2 separate regions of the Homo sapiens genome follow, and region 1 is linked to region 2. Evidence: chromatin contacts called from ENCODE Hi-C data. All regions are on one chromosome and are shown on one strand. The core of a region is the stretch at or near the end of the contact, and the rest is flanking DNA. Distances in the headings are between cores, read along the strand shown.

The links. A loop is a pair of places that touch in the nucleus more often than their neighbours do. Pooled maps may share reads with other maps.
Region 1: a map with no recorded cell type shows a loop between it and region 2 (6-fold over the local background). The contact joins two enhancer-like sites. A Hi-C loop is called at or near these places in 3 of 37 single-sample maps with no recorded cell type and 2 of 50 pooled maps.

What each region holds. Positions count from the first base shown.
Region 1 is chr2:110,739,450-110,742,434 of GRCh38, forward strand. All of the region lies in intron 1 of ACOXL (acyl-CoA oxidase like), which reads left to right. Among named protein-coding and RNA genes, the nearest start is that of ACOXL, 8.4 kb to the left of the region's middle. Within about 2 kb of position 1,647, at least 2 of the 41 ENCODE cell types and tissues checked have a DNase peak (open chromatin) inside an H3K27ac peak, as active enhancers do.
Region 2 is chr2:108,610,789-108,614,000 of GRCh38, forward strand. All of the region lies in intron 1 of LIMS1 (LIM zinc finger domain containing 1), which reads left to right. Among named protein-coding and RNA genes, the nearest start is that of LIMS1-AS1, 66 kb to the right of the region's middle. RefSeq lists an enhancer at 1,594-1,653. Within about 2 kb of position 1,548, at least 14 of the 41 ENCODE cell types and tissues checked have a DNase peak (open chromatin) inside an H3K27ac peak, as active enhancers do.

The DNA of each region.
Region 1 (2,985 bases), core at 397-2,896, 2.1 Mb after region 2:
TATACCTGATTTTGTTAGAACAAATCACTTGATGCCATCTTCTGGGAAATGGTCTAGGGTGTCCACAGCATGGAGGCCACCCCACATGATTGGCTGCACCCTGTGCATTGGTAAGTGGTGGCTCTCACTGAGGGGTCTCCTACTGGCTCCAGTGTTCCCCATGTGGGTCCCACAGTTAGCCTCCCATGCCACCCTCTCCTAACAGTAAACCCTCAGGCTTTGATGGACTTGGAGAGGGGACTTGAGGATGCAGCTGCTTTCAGAGGTGCATGGAGCCTCCACTTCCCAAGCATTTATACAACCCAGTGGCACCAGCTAGTTGGCTCCGTCAGCCCTGTAGACTTAGCATCCTCTGTTCTGCTAAGTGAGTTACCACTTGCCTGTTCACTGTCTAGGTGACAGTGTGTTGCTGCTATCCCTCGTGGAATGTCAGTTTCTCTTGAGTTCTTGGTTGGTCCACGTGGTTTTATGCCATAAATCATTTTATTATTGAATATCCCTGTTTAAATATGTTCTGATATCCAGAACTTGTAGACCTGTATTTATGTGTTAGTGTAGAAAGGATTGTCTCATTCTTTTAAAAGCTGCATCAGTAACAATTGTACCAAATTTAATTATGCCATGCCCCATCAAAGGACACTCAGGTCATGTTCAGTTTGTGTTATCTTAAACAATGCTGCAGGGAGTACCCTCGTATTCATAAGAAGAGATTTCTCTGGATTAGGTTCTAGAGGTGATGCCGATGGGACAGAGGTATCTGCATGGAAAACGCTGACCAATATTGCCAGATTATCTTCCAAAGGCTCCAGTTTTATTGCTCCCAAGACTATATCAGGCAATTTCAAATCCAGTTTAATTGTGGGCGTGTAGAGCCTAATCTAAATCCCAGTGTTCATCTCTTCATCATTTGAGATACTGTGTCAGGCCCTGGAGATGGGCCGGTGAGTGGTGAGGTGGGCCCTGGCTCCCAGGAGCTTCTGCAGCACATGAACCATGACTGACCTATGACACTGGCAGCCTGCAGCCCCACAGTCACTTTTGGCATTCTCTTCTCCCCATTAACATACATAAATATCCCAGACATCCTATTTTCTGCCATTCCCAGAATTTCAAGTCTCCAAAGGAGCACAAAAAGATTTTGGCAAATCATAGGTTTTTAATGTGTAAAATATGCCTTTGTATTTGTAAACTTGAATGTTAAGTTTTATGAGCATTTATTGGATGTAGGGTCCAGACCTCTAGATAGGCAGTTGAGAGAGCTAAGGATGCTCCATGATACAGCCTGGGACAGGATCCCTGTCAGCCATCATTTAGGGACCTGATAGTGGGGAATCCACTGGCCCTGTCCTTTGGAAGCTACAGTCTAATGTGGCCAGGTCCGGTGGGACACTGGGATGTCAGCGTGTTTGAATGTTGGGACATGGGGATTTTTCACAGTGACAACACTGTTAGGTTGTGGCTGACGTGGACAGTTGTCCTTGGTCCTGTCTAGGGGCCACAGAAATACAAGCTGTTCATGTTGGAGGGGATCTTGCCCTTTTTTGAAGGAGGAAACAAAGGCTTAAGGAGGAAGTGACTTACTCAAGTGTCATTCTCTTTTCTCTATTAAAATATGTAAATATCCCAGGCATTCCTGGGATGTGGAGTGGCTTGGAGTGGCAAAGCCAAGAATAGGACCTCTGGGCTTCCGATTCCTCAAGCAGTGATTTCCAGTGTGTTTATCTGGAGTATTATGGTGTTGCGTCAGCTTAATAGGGCTGCCGTAATAATGTACCCGGGCTAGGTGGCTTAAATAACAGAAATGTATTGTCTCAGAGTTCCGGAGGCTGAGAATCCAAGATCAAGGTGTCAGTGGGTGTCGGCAGGGTTGGTTGCTTCTGAGGGCTGCAAGGGAGAATCTGCTGCAGGCCTCTCTCCTTGGCTTGTTGGTGGCTGTCTTTTTTCCTGTCTTCACATGGTCTTCCCTCTGTACCTGTCTGTCTTCAAATTTTAGAAGGACACCAGTCAATATCTGAATTTTTAGGGGGAGCGGGGGACACTATTCAGCTTGTAACACACAGTGAGTGTGACAGAGTAAGAACAAGAAGTTACACGTGCACCCGCGTGTTTGTGTGTGTATAAAACAGAGTTTTATACATTTAAATAGAAACTCCCTACCTCTGACCTCAACTGGAAAGTCATTTCTTGAGAAGTGCTGGATCCCCAAGCCTAGCACAGTGGTTGTCATCGAGTAACATCTCAGAGAGCCTGTGCTGAGTAGATGGGCAGGTATGAAGAGGTAGGAAGTCAAAACCCTCAGGGCTGGGAGGGATCCTAAGGAATTTGGTTTAACCAATCTCTTATCTGTGGTTTCCTACCATGCTTTTGCACGCAAGCACTCAGAGAAAACACAAACTGGAGAATGGTGAGGGAGTTGGGGCAGGGGGTGGGCTGGTGGTTTTCCAAGTGTCTGCCTCCAGCGGTGAGAGAGGAGAGAGGCGGAGAGGTGATTGCACGTTTTCTTGCGAGTCTCACAAACCTGCAAGGGATAGAATTCTTCCAGTCCCTGTCAGACTCTGTGCCCCCTGACTGTGTTAAAATAGGGAGACATTTAGCACAGCTTTCAGTCCTGGAAGGAAACAGCACGGTGAGGAGAGGGTCCCAGGGATGGGGACAGCTATTGCTGTCTTGTCTTACACACATCCACCAGCTAAAATCGTGACAGTATGTGGATTTAAACACAAGTCATAGGAGAACAAAGCATGTTTTTGATATGGGTAATTTTGTAAAGGCTTTTTAAGTATTTGGAGACCATCTCCTCCCAGGTCCAGCATCAAGACAATTATTGTAGTGCTGCTCTGTACTCTGACATGTGACTTTATTAAGGGGCATTGTCAACCTCTTAGATCACTTTCCTCAACCTTAAATGAATAATTGTACACTAGAAAAAATATTGTTGACTATGTGTAAGGAAAATTTTCCTTCTTGTTCTTCTTTCCTTGGCAA
Region 2 (3,212 bases), core at 298-2,797:
TCCAGTCATTGACAGAGATACCAGCTCTGTTGTCATGTAGAATTAAAGTTTTGAATTTTTAAAATAAACCTTATTTTGGAATAATTTTAGATTTATAGAAAAGTTGCAGAGGTCAGGAGCTCAGATAATCCTCACATAGTCCTCACCTAGCTTCCCCTCTTGTCAGCACCTTCCATTATCTTCATCATGTCTTTTTTCTATGCCATCAATCAGTCGAGGATACCACATTGTGTTTAGCCGTGGTTGAATTTTTAAATGATTTCTGATTATAAGTTCTCATCTACTGCTGAGAAAAATAACCATTTTCTGACTAGCAGGCAGTACACCGTTATGGTTTAAAACCAGGCTGAGGCCAGGTTTCAGTTTTTCACTCAATTACGTAATAACTGTATAGTAAGTTACACTTTCTATGTCTTGTCTCATCACCTTTGAAATGGGAATAATAATAGTACTGTTTCATTAGATTATTGTAAAAACTAAATTTGGTAAGTGTATGCAAAGTGCTTATCACAGTTCTGGGCGCATAAGAAGCACTCAATACATCTAGCTCTTGACCAAGGTGCTATTTCCTAAATTATATTGAGCCCCGGGGAAGGAATAATCAGAGCCTTTATTTCTTCCCCAAGGCTCTGATTTAAAAAATAACCTATCAATGTTTTTTTTCACTTTCCTTAGAAATAGTGCACTTGCTTTGGTTCTATATAGTGGTCTCATTACATTTTGAGGTATTTCACTTCTATTTTGGGAATTTTTGTTCAGTAGAACATAGTTCCCTAGAGTGTTTTGATCAATCAAAAATATTGGCTCTAGGCTGGGTGCAGTAGCTCACGCCTGTAATCCCAGCTCTGTGGGAGGCCGGGGCGTGGGGATCGCTTGAGCTCAGGAGTTCGAGACCAGCCTGGGCAATGTGGCAAAACCCTGTCTCTACAAAAATACAGAAATTAGCTGGGCGTGGTGGCATGAGCCTGTAGTCTCAGCTACTAGGAGGCTGAGGTGGGAGGATTGCTTGAGCCAGGGAGGCAGAAGTTGCTGTGAACCATGATCTAAAATATATATATATATATATACACACATATATATACACATATATATAAAATATATACACACATATATAAAATATACACACATATAAAATATATATATACATATATAAAATATATATACATATATTATATATACACATATATAAAATATATATACATATATTATATATACACACATATATATATACACACACATATACACACACACACACACACACACACATATATATATATATATACATATATATATGCCCTAAGAGTGAGTTTTTTCTCTTGGCAGGGGTTCTTGAGATCAGGATTGGAGGATTAAAACTTCAGGCCTTTCTTTTATTAGTCTCACAGAGTGACTGGTTTGATTTGTGTTTTAGAATTAGAATCACCTTCTTCACCAGACTTCCTTTGCATGAAGCAGTAGGAGCAAGTGGCTGCTTGACCAGCTTGAGCTCTAAAGTGTGTTTGTGGTATGAAGTGTTCTCAGAGGAACCGAAATCGGTGTGGTCACACATCATCAGTGCCTCTTCATACACCCACGCTCTCCTGAAGTTTGCTGTTTGTATTGCTTCCAGTGCGTGTTGCTGTTCAACAGTACCCTTGGTTTCAGCGTAGTTGCTATGATGAAGAAAACCTGTTAGAATCTGCCTTTTTTTTTTTTCCAGAACTGTTGGAAACATTGAATAATTCCATGTACTCTAAAAGGAAATAAAGTCTTTTGGGTAATTTGGACCCAAAGACTCCTAAGGAATCTAGGAATTCAGTTACATAGAAGGTCACTTCTTTCACTAGCTTTTGCCTCCAAACCTGCAGGAGAAAACCAGCTGAAGAGGAATACTCATATGAGTGGGGACTGCACCTGAGCACCTCACGAGGCTCCTTTCAGAACCCTCAAACCGACCATTCACAATATTCACGTGGACTAGGTCTGGGTCATTTGGAGAGAGAGAAGGTGTGGGCTGGCTGAGGTGTCTGGGTGGTTTCTAGTCAGTGTTTACACTCCGGGGCTTGCGCTGCGGCTCCTGCGCCTGTCATGCACCCAGTTTCCCAGAAGCTTCCGGGGTTAGGTTGTCAGTGTTGAGAGGCAGTGCTAGTTCAGACTTGACCTTGTGATGGTCTGTGGGGGAGAATGTTTTAGGCCCTGGGACAGTGCAGTTTAATGACTGAAACAGGAATCTTTGAGTCAAATCAACTTGGGTTGGATCCACACACTCTTATTGGTTGTATTGTTTGGTCAAGTCGTTTAACTGCTTTAAGACTCAGTTTCCCCATCTGTAAATGGGTATAATCACAATACATGCCTCATAGGGTTGAGATGGAGGTTAATAACACATAATGTGCTGGGTAGGTACTCCAACGTCAGTTGTTAGTAATAATTATATTACATAAATAGTTGAGAGACTGAGCTTTACAATACAAGCAAACATTTTTATGTCCTAGCTTTTTTCTTTTGTAAACTCGTAAAAGTCTTTATTATTAGAGTCAAAGTAGGTTTAAAACGCTTACGTTTCTGTGGACAAGATTAAGGCAACATGAAGTACATCTGGCTCATGCTGTAGTTCACCAGGTCTGTTTGTTGCTATGTCCACAAAAGAATGTGGGGAGAAACGTTAGCAGTGTGGGTGCTTCCTGCCTCCCTCCCTGGCCCTCTGTGTCCAGTCTGCCCTTCTGCCCTCCCTCCCTACACATCTCTGTGTCCACTCTCCTTGCTGTTCTCTCTGTCACCACCCTGGCTAGCTCAAGCTGCTGTCTGTTCCATGGACTGCCATGTGGCTCTGCACAGCTGTGCTGGTCCTTACCCTGGGGCCTTTGCTGCCTCAGAGAGAGGGGTCCTCAGCAAACAGGTGGGATCTTGTCAGTACCCTGCTTAAGACACGGGCGGCCCTTGGCTCTCAGGGTGAAGAACACCAGGTCCTTCGAAACATGCCACCACCCATGTCTCTTGTCTCATTTCACCTCCTAGCCCTCCCCTCAGCCACAGGGTCAGGCCCTCTTGCTTTTGAGCCTGGTTTCTTGGATCAGATCCAGTGTTTCTGTCTCAGGAAGCTTGCCCCTGCTGTCCTGCTCCCCTCCCTGCTGTCAGCATCCACTCTGCACCCTACTTTCTACTACTTGACATGTTTTAAATTGTGATTATATGGTTGATACCAGTGTCCCCTACTCGACTGCAGGCTCCAC